2 separate regions of the Homo sapiens genome follow, and region 1 is linked to region 2. Evidence: read pairs that join two places in POLR2A ChIA-PET (ENCODE). Cell type or tissue: PC-3. All regions are shown on one strand.

Evidence for each region. Peaks named below come from ENCODE experiments on the same cell type or tissue, not always from the same donor. Only the 100,000 strongest peaks of a DNase experiment are listed, where the experiment ranks them.
Region 1: POLR2A ChIA-PET joins it to region 2 with 9 read pairs; 2 of 35 experiments call an interaction of 5 or more read pairs at or near these places.

Annotation. Positions count from the first base shown.
Region 1 is chr2:99,266,778-99,271,777 of GRCh38, forward strand. No RefSeq gene overlaps it. Among named protein-coding and RNA genes, the nearest start is that of LYG2, 14 kb to the left of the region's middle. In PC-3, no CTCF peak of the experiment used is centred here; no DNase peak of the experiment used is centred here.
Region 2 is chr2:99,468,408-99,473,407 of GRCh38, forward strand. All of the region lies in intron 1 of REV1 (REV1 DNA directed polymerase), which reads right to left. Among named protein-coding and RNA genes, the nearest start is that of REV1, 19 kb to the right of the region's middle. In PC-3, no CTCF peak of the experiment used is centred here; no DNase peak of the experiment used is centred here; H3K27ac peaks cover 1,861 bases.

The sequences.
Region 1 (5,000 bases), 200 kb before region 2:
TTTACCAAGGCTTTGACAGGGATGGCATGCTTTCCTTTAAGGAATCAAACTTGACTTATGGAGTCACTAAAAGCCCCTTGGAAAAACTGACCTCATACCTTTGTCTACACCGTCCCTGTATAGGGTTCCTGACCTGTGGCAAGTAAAGAATGTCACCTTCTGACAGGCCCAGGAGCCCCAGGTTTATCTTGGGACCTCAAGAGAAGAGGAATTTACTCAACTCACAGGCATTTGATGGTACAAATCCATGGCTGGACTTGGCTTTTAAAAAGTCTTATCTGAGATTCCTTCTATGGAACAAAGTTCCATCAAAGCCAATTTATAAGCCTATGTAAATATTTTTGCTGCACTGTATACAAATAATTAGGCCAAGTATAAGAAAGCAAACCAATCTTACCATGATTTGTCTTTAGTAAAAATGGGAAACTGGAGAGAAAAATTATGTTTCAAAAACTATAGTACACCTGTTGTTAGATTCTAGTCTTCCCTAATGTTTTTCAATTTTTATTATTTTCTACAGTTTGGATTGAATTCTAATTTTTCTTGGCTACAAGTCTTCATCTTCAAAATAATGTTTTCATTTTTTTCTCTTCTTTTTTTCCCCATTTTTCCTAATTTGGAGTCACTGAAAACTAAACTGTGCTTTCCTGTGAACTGAAGCCAGACAACTTAAACTTCAGAGGAAAATAACAGCAACCTATGTACATACATGATGTACATATGTACATCCTATGTACAACCTATGTGCATACAACCACTTTCATAACTGCCTACTGATGTATGGACTTCAGAGTTATGTGGCCTATATCGATTTGCCAGGATTGTTCTTTTGCCTGTTATTGTTTTTCTCGCTTCCTCCCCTTATTTTCTCTTCAAAGGACATGAGACTTCACAACCTTGTAAAAATGAGCTTTCCTAATAACTCAGGACCTACCCATCTAGGAATAAACCATCCCAACCAGGAGAGATCAGATGAAACCTGAGACCACAGACTCATTTTCTTCTAAAATGCTTTCTCCAAAAGATTTTTAATAAGAAAAGCAGGGAAATATGAAAGGAAAATTTCTTGGGCCCCCAAAATCACTAAGCTAAAGAGAAAAGTCAAGCTGGGAACTGCTTAGGGCAAACCTGCCTCCCATTCTATTCAAAGTTACCCCTCTGCTCACTGAGATAAATGCATATCTGATTGCCTCCTTTGGAGAAGCTAATCAGAAACTCAAAAGAATGCAACCATTTCTCTCTTATCTACATATGACCTGGAAGCCCCCTCCCCATTTTGAGTTGTCCCACCTTTGCTTCGAGTTCTCCCGCCTTTCCAGACCAAACCAATGTTCATCTTACATATGTTGATTGATGTCTCATGTCTCCTTAAAATGTATAAAACCAAACTGTGCTCTGACCACCCTGGGCACATGTCATCAGGACCTCCTGAGGCTGTATGACGGGCACATGTCCTCAACCTTGGCCAAATAAACTTTCTAAATTAACTGAAACCTGTCTCAGATTTTCAGGGTTCACATAATCAACCTTCTGAATTCTTTATCTGGCAATTCAGAGATTTCTTTTTGGTTTCGATCCATTGCTGGAGAGCTAATGTGATCTTTTGGGGTTGCTATAGAAACTTGTTTTGTCATATTACCAGAATTACTTTTCTGGCTCCTTCTCATTTGGGTAGACTATTTCAGTGGAAAGATCTAGAACTCAAGGGCTGCTGTTCAGATTATTTTGTCCCATGGGGTGATCCCTTGATGTGGTGTTCTCCCCTTCCCCTAAGGATGGGCTTCCTGAGAGCTGAACTGCAGTGATTGTTATTTCCCTTCTGGGACTAGCCATCCATCCGGGCTACCAGGCTCTGGGATGGTGGTAGGGAATGTCTGCAAAGAGCCTGGGATATGATCTGTCTTCAGGTCTCCCAGCCAAGGATACCAGCACCTGCTTGGACCAGAGAGTTTTAAATAGTGACTGTAATGTGAGCTTTTGATGTCCTAAGGAAAAGATGTGGCCTAACATAGTTTTTTTTTTTTTCCTGTCTATGGAGGGAATATTTTGGACTATGTGAAACTGTGCTATACCAGGTCATATCAGCTCCAAGCTCCCTTGAAGCATTTGTCTTAAGTCTCAGTTCAAACCTGGCTCTGCCCGTAACTGGTTGTTTGACCCTGAGCAACTGACTTAACACCTCTGGGCCTCTATTTCCTCACCTACCAAACCAGAATACTATGACATATTTTCAGTACTTTTGTGTGAGTTAAATTTAATATTCTGTATAGGGACCTATCACTGTGCCTGTCCTATATATCCACACTTCAACAACAGCAACTCTTGATTGCCCTCTCCTCCCTCTATGCTGTTCAGTCATGCTCCACCTTCTATGACTAGATCAGCCTGGTATGTAGCCACCACTTGAGGAGGAGAAAAGGAATTGACCTCCTCAGTCACCCCTGGACATCCATGCACCAGTATACCTGTGACCACCTGTGCTGGGTTGAATAGAGTCATCCTGAAATTCATATCCACCAGAAAACTGAATGAATGTGGCCTTATTTGGAAACAGGGTCTTTGCAGATGTAATCAAGATGAGGTCCAACCAGATTAGGGTGGGGCCTACATCCAACGATTAGCATCCTTAAAGGGAGGCCAAGTGAAGACACAGGGGAATACATAACGAAGGCTGTGTGGTGTTGGAGGCAGAGATTGGAGAGATGTGTTTACCACCCAAGGAGTGCCAAGGATTGCTGGCAACACCAGAAGGTAGGAAGAGCTGAGGGGTGATTCTTCCCTAGAGCTTTCAGGAGTATGGCCTTTCTGGCACCTTGATTTTTAATTTCTAACCTCCAAAACTGAAAGATAATACATTTCCATTGTTTTAACCCATCCAGTTTTCAGCAATGTGTGATGACAGTCCTAGGAAATGAATACAGCATCATACTTTTTTCTAGGTGGCTTTGCCAATAGATTGTCAATTCATGTTCTGTCATATTCAGTTTTATGTCCCCTGTTCTTAGCATAGCACTTGGCCTACCCGGGTGCTCTTAAATGACTGTGGGCTGAAAATGAAGCGAGAAAACACATGGGGAAAACCAAGTTGGATAAACATGGAAGGGTGTCAGTTTAACCCTGATACAGCTCGAAGAATGGCTTACATGGGCCAGGGGAAGGGGCAAGTTTGGAACATTCTGTGGGTGATTGTGCCAGAAAGTGATCCAAGAATCTCTGATTGGAGAGTTTGAATGTAAGACACAGAGAAGGACATGTGCAGTAAAGGAGCCCAAAGCAGAAAGACCTCTGAGAGGGGACAGTAAGCAGAAGCCTTAAGGCAGGAGAAGCCATGAGTGCACACCCACAGGAGACCAGAGAGTACTCAGAAAGTCACTTGGCTGTTAGAAGTGGTCATTATCAATACAGAATGGAGACTTCCCGAGTCTCAGGAAAGGCCACCAAGAGCTGCCCCTAGGCCACTAGGAGGTCTCCTGGAGAACATTCTAGGTCCTCATGCCACCTACTCACCCTCTGCTGAGGTGGCTTCCAATGCTTTCTCACTCACTTCCCTTATGAATCTTTACAGCTAATCACCATCCTCTGAGGTAACCTGAGTATTTTTCTCAACTGCAGGCCTAAATGTAGTTTGATTTAATTTGACTGCTTCTAGATAGTTTTATTTTTACTTTATAGAAAAGGAAACTGCGATTCGTATTAGCCCATTGGTGCGTTTAAGCGCTCTCTCTCTTTCTCTCTCTCTCTCTCTCTCTCTCTCTCTTTCTCTTCCTTTGTCTCTCACTATTTTTCCCTCTTAGGTTAGTTAGAGAGTGGGCATGTGACACAGAGAAGACAGCAGCAGGAAAGGTACATTTTGATGGGACAAGGAAGGTGTTGTGTGAGAAATCACTGGGTGCTCACGGGTTCTGCCGAGACCTGCTTGGTCGTGGAGACCCTAACCCAGTGGCGCTAGACAAACTAAAGACACACACACAGAAATATAGTGTGTGGAGTGGGAAACCAGGGGGCTGACAGCCTTCAGAGCTGAGAGCCACGAACAGAGTTTTACCCATATGCTTATTGAGAACAAGCCAGTAATAAGCATTATTTCTATAGATTATAGGTTAACTAAAACGGGAAACAAAGGGATGGGCTCTGGCTAGTTATCTGCAGCAGGAACATGTCCTTAAGGCACAGATCGCTCATGCTATTGTTTGTGGTTCAGGAATGTGTTAAGCGGTTTTCCACCCTGGGTGGGCCAGGTGTTCCTTTCCCTCATTCCGGTAAACCAACAACCTTCAGCGTGGGCGTCATAGCCATCACGAGCATCTCACAGAGCTGCAGAGATTTTGTTTATGGCCAGTTTTGGGGCCTGTTTATGGCCAGATTTGGGGGCCTGTTCCCCACCTGTCCCCCTTTTTGTTTTTGCAAGACGATAAAAGCAAAGGTGGCTTTGTCACGGTGAGCTACTTCTCACAGGAGCTGGGATCTGCATCTGCAGACTATACAAAGACAAGCAACACAGACTAATAACACAATCATCATTGAAATCACAGAGCATCCAAGTGTTTTTATCCATTTTAATGGGTTGATAGCTGCTAATCCATCTGCAGCTCCTTCAAGCACTCCAGTTCCTGGCATTAAGGTCAGGTGTGCCTGGGATACTTTAAATATTTGTTCTTTTAATTTTGGAATATCTGACGACAAGTTTGTAGAGTGTCCTTCTAGATGCTTTTTTATTCTTTCCCAAATTTTGATCTTATTAAGAGCCATTAATAGTTTCCACAAATCCTGATGTTTAGCTCCTAGAATGGGCCATATCATTTGAGTTTGAGGTGCCACTGTACCACCATGTTTCCAGATAATAGGAACTCTTGCCATACTTCTTACCATTTCTACCATCTGACCATTTTGTTCAGACCAGCTGAACATAGTATGGCCATGGCATGCAGACTGAGAGGTGCAATTCAAACTAAACATCCTCTTAGGGAACCAATCAGTAATGATTCCATGGGAATCGTTGT
Region 2 (5,000 bases):
ATAACACACTCCCTCTGTTTTTATCCTGTTCCAAGCAACCTCCTGAATTACAATGTGTCCTCTTGACTAAACCTACTCACTAAGAAGTGACTGCCCTGTATTGACAAACCATCCAATTATCAAGCTAGACTTGTAAACAAAAATTGCCTTCTAGTTTTCAGAGGAACTCTTGCAGACCAGGCTCCCAATTTAATTCCACATAACTTGATGACCTTGAGGAATGTGATAACAGTTTCTGAAACTGTGATTCACAACCTAAAATAACCTGCCAATCTCTCCTTATCCAGTAACTTTAACAGGGCAGCCAATTACTGTGTTTCAAAAAATTAGTTTAAAAAACGGATGAAGAGTGAATACATGAATGCAAAAGTACCCTTACCCTTAACATTTAGGGTACACCTTCAATAAACATTAACTACTGTTATAGTAATCTACTCTGCCAGTCTACAGAGTGAAAATCGAGTGAGACTACACACGTGGAAACCCTTTGAAAACTATAACACAGAGAACATCATTATTTTAAGTCAGTTATCCATGGTCTACAACATAATGATAACAGTAGACTAGATACGGACTCAAATCCCAATTCTACGACTGCCTAACAATGTGATTCAGAGTGAGTCTAACAGCACTGAGCCTAACATTTCTTCATCTATAAAACAAAGTTCGACTGCAGAATCTTTGTGGGGCCATGACTGGATGAAGGGTGGATATGGTGGGGAGAAGAAAAAAGTTGGGGGTAAAAACAGCAAGCAAGCAAGGTTCCAGTCTCTAAGCCCACCTTCAATTTTAGCAGCCATGCTTTTTTTCCCCCGTAAGTTTTAGGTTTAGGGTCTGAACAAGATTGTTCTTGAAGAAAAAGCACGACAACTTGAAAAAGACTGATAACTAAGAGTAATGAACTAAAAACTAAGTACAAAATTTCTTGGTTCTTTTCTGTTTCCATGTGACTCTGTAAGACAGTCACATGTGGAAATCTCCCAACCCTCGAAAGGTTCACAAGCTAAAACTCACCTACCAGCTAAAACTCAAGTAATCAAATTATAAAGACCAACTGAATTACAGGCTGTCAATACAGCCATGTCCAGTCCCCAGTGCTAACATGCAGTAACAACTAGCCAGGTGAGGTAAGGTTAAGGCAAATGGGAGAGCAGCTCTGTCTATGAGGAGCCCAGGGATCCTGAATGCCTACACAAGACTTCCTCTTTCCATTCTCTCAATAGGGATGTTCAAAACTCTATCAAGAGTCTCATCAAGGACATGCTTATTTAAAAATATAACAAGACTACTTATGCATGCATTTTTCCTAATGTTTTATCTTTTGCTGGAACACACTACTATCAGTTCATTCTAAACTTTATTCTGCTTTCTTTTTACTATAGTTATTGGTAGATTTTACTATCTACCCCGAGAATTATGTTTATCACCAGGAACATTCATTTTCATGTAAAAATGATATTTCCTAGCACTCTGGGGGGCCGAGGCGGGCAGATCACGAGGTCAGGAGATCGAGACCATACTGGCTAAAACGGTGAAACCCCGTCTCTACTAAAAATACAAAAAATTAGCCGGGCATGGTGGCGGTCACCTGTAGTCCCAGCTACGTGGGAGGCTGAGGCAGGAGAATGGCGTGAACCCGGGAGGTGGAGCTTGCAGTGAGCCGAGATTGCACCACTGCACTCCAGCCTGGGCAACAGAGCAAGACTCCATCTCAAAAAAAAAAAAAAGATATTTCATCTATTTACAAAATAATTACTAGCATTACAAGGTTCTAAACAGTTCATCACACACTAGAAAAACTTCCACTACATATCCACAAAATGTTCAAATGTTCAGTGTTAATCTGATGGTTACATATCTGTAACTCTAAAGTCTGTTGATTAACTAATGAAATTCATTTTGAGTGGCTTTTAATCAGTCTTTATTAATACAGTCATATATAAATGTATACATTTGTAAAAAGCAAAGTAGAGGTTCCTCTTCAGACTCTCCTCCCCGTGTAATTAGGAATAAATAGTAACTTCTCTTAGAAGCAAAATTTATTCAAAGACCTGTGCTAACATTCTTAAACATCTGCTAGCCGTAATAAAGAAATCAATGTACTTTATGTTCTTAGCTCCCACAATTTAGCCTAAATATTTGCCCCGGCAAGCTTATACTGGTCCAAGCAAGCGTTAGGTCATAGCCTGTTCCTCTTCCTTATTTGAAGGTGTTTTTACCTTTCTCTACATTCCACAAGTTACTTCCTCCTTCCTTTGTTCTCCTCTGCCTTTGCCTCTTTTAAAACAAGATTGGCTAAGTTGCTAGCCAATCAGAACAAATACAGAATGTGAGGTCCTGTTCCAGCCAATGGAAACCGGGCATAGCAGCAGGGTGGACGCATCAGGTTATAAATGACCCGGTCTCCTTTGTTCGGTGTACTCTCATGGCAAAACTGCTGGCGAGTGTACCCTTTCTGCAGAAAGTATAAAAATGGCCTTGCTGAGGAAATTAAATTTATGTTCAAGTGCTACTTCTTTACAGCACCAGGGAACAAGCATTCCAAAGAGGTTTATCCTATCTTTATGTAATAGTTATCTAAGAAATATTTACTGAATGTAGTTACAAATTGACATGCAAAGAATATGCAATGAATGAATGTGCACATTATAGTAGCATAACATAATTCATGAATATGACACAAATGCAAAGAAAGCAGCCTGTGGCCACCCCTTATCTAGGCAAGGTTGAAACACAATTTGCCTTTGGTGCCCTGCCATATCTCTACTCAACACCTCTCTGTTTTCAGTGCCTCTTTATCTTACTTAGCTGTCAATTCTCTGCTAAGGCATTTATTGACAACTAAGGAACTGGTTAATAAAGGGCTTAAGGTATGATCCAACCCAGGGTCATCTGTGTTTAAAAGAACCTCTTCATGACCATTCAATGAGGAAAGGACAATCTTTTCAACAAATGGTGATAGGAAAACTGGATATCACATGCAAAAGAAGTTGGACCTTTACACCATGTTAAAAAAAAACTTAAAGTGTACAAAAGACATAAATATAAGAGCTAAAACTATCAAACTCTTGGGAGAAAACATAAAAGCTTCATGACACTGGATTTTGCAATGACTTTTTGGGGAAAATGTAACAGAAAAAAACAGATAAACTGGACTACATAAAAATTTAAAACTTCTGTGAATCACAGGGCAAAAAAGGGTTAAAAGGCAATCCACAGAATGGGAGAAAATATCTGCAAATCATATCTGATAAGGGGTTCATACACTTACCAATATAAAGAACTCCTACCATAAACTGTAATAATAAACACACAACGCCACTAAGAAATAAAAAAAGGATCTGAACAGACACTTCTCTAAAGAAGATAGACAAATGGCCAATAAGCACACAAAAAAACGTTCAGTGTCATTAATCACTATGGAAATGCAAATAGAAACCACAATGAGATACCACCTCACACCCAGCAGGATAGCTACTATTAAAAAAAAAAAAAAAAAAAAAACAAGTGTTGATAAGGATAGGAAGAAATTGGGCCCCCGAGCCCTGTTGGTGGGAATATAAAATGGTGCAGCTGATATGAGAAACAGTATGGCAGTTACTCAAAAAATCTGAAATAGAATTATCATGTAATTCCACTTGTGAGTATATATCCAAAGGCACTGAAACCTGAGACACAAAGAGGTATTTATTTGTACATTCATATTAATAAGCATTATTCACAATAGCCAAAAGGTGGAAGCAACCCAAGTGTCCATCCACAGATGAATGGGTAAACAAAATGTGGTATATACATACAACGAAATACTATTCAGCCTTAAAAGGAAGGAAATTCCAAAGCGTGCTACAACTTGCATGAACCTTGAAGGCATTATGGTAAGTGAAATAAACCATTCACAAAAAGACAAATACTGTATGATTCTACCTATATGAAGTATTTAAAGTAGTTAAATTCAGAGACAGAAAGCAGAATGGTGGTTGCGGGTGGAGTTACTGTTTAACAGGTAGAGTCTCAGGCAAGGTGAAGAGTTCTGGAGATGGATAGTGGTGATGGTTGCACAACAATGTGAATGTACTTAATGTGACTGAACAGTTAAAATGGTAAACTTTTATATGTATCGTACCACAATTAAGAAGAAAAGAGTTTTTTAAAAAAGTAGTTCTGAAGCTGGAAACACTGTATAGGCACCTGCAAGCTGCAGTGGACAGGATCTTCAGGTGGGGTGCAAAGCTGGGAAAAAGGCTACTTCAAGAAATCTGTACAGCAGTACCTGGGTGTTTTGTTTGTTTTTTACTTTGAATTGGCAGTAGTGGGAGGCCATTTGTAGAATTTACAAGAACCAGGTATTGCCTTTATGAGTGACTAAGTACATAAAGTGCTAGCACGCATGCCCTAAAAAAAGTTTGGTAACAGTCTGCTCCAATGTGCTCTTATTCTGTCCTTTAATGGTAAAAGTTTTAACAGCACAAACAGCTTTTTATGTAACATTTAGATATAAAAATACAGCTGTTTGTGGGTTTTGTTTTGATTCAACCTTACAGACCATCATTGTCTACGGCTACAGTTTTCAAACAATTGCTGAAGTTGTACGGGCACTACAGACATGCACATCCCACAAACTAGTCAGGTTTTGATCTTGAAGGGACTCTCACCAAGGTATATAAAACAAAACAAAAGGCCGGGCCTGGTGGCTCATGCCTGTAATCCCAGTACTTTGGGAGGCTGAGGTGGGCAGATCATTTGAGGTCAGGAGTTTGAGACCAGCTTGACCAATGTGATGAAACCCTGTCTCCAAAAATCCAAAAAAAATATTAGCTGGGAGTGGTGGCGCATGCCTGTAGTCCCAGCTACTCAGGAGGCTGAGGCAGGAGAGTCACTTGAACCCAGGAGGCAGAGGTTGCAGTGAGCCAAGATCGTGCCACTGCACTCCAGCCTGGGCGACAGAGCGAGACTGTCTCAAAAAAAAAAAAAAGAAAAGAAAAGAAAAGAAAAAAGAAAAA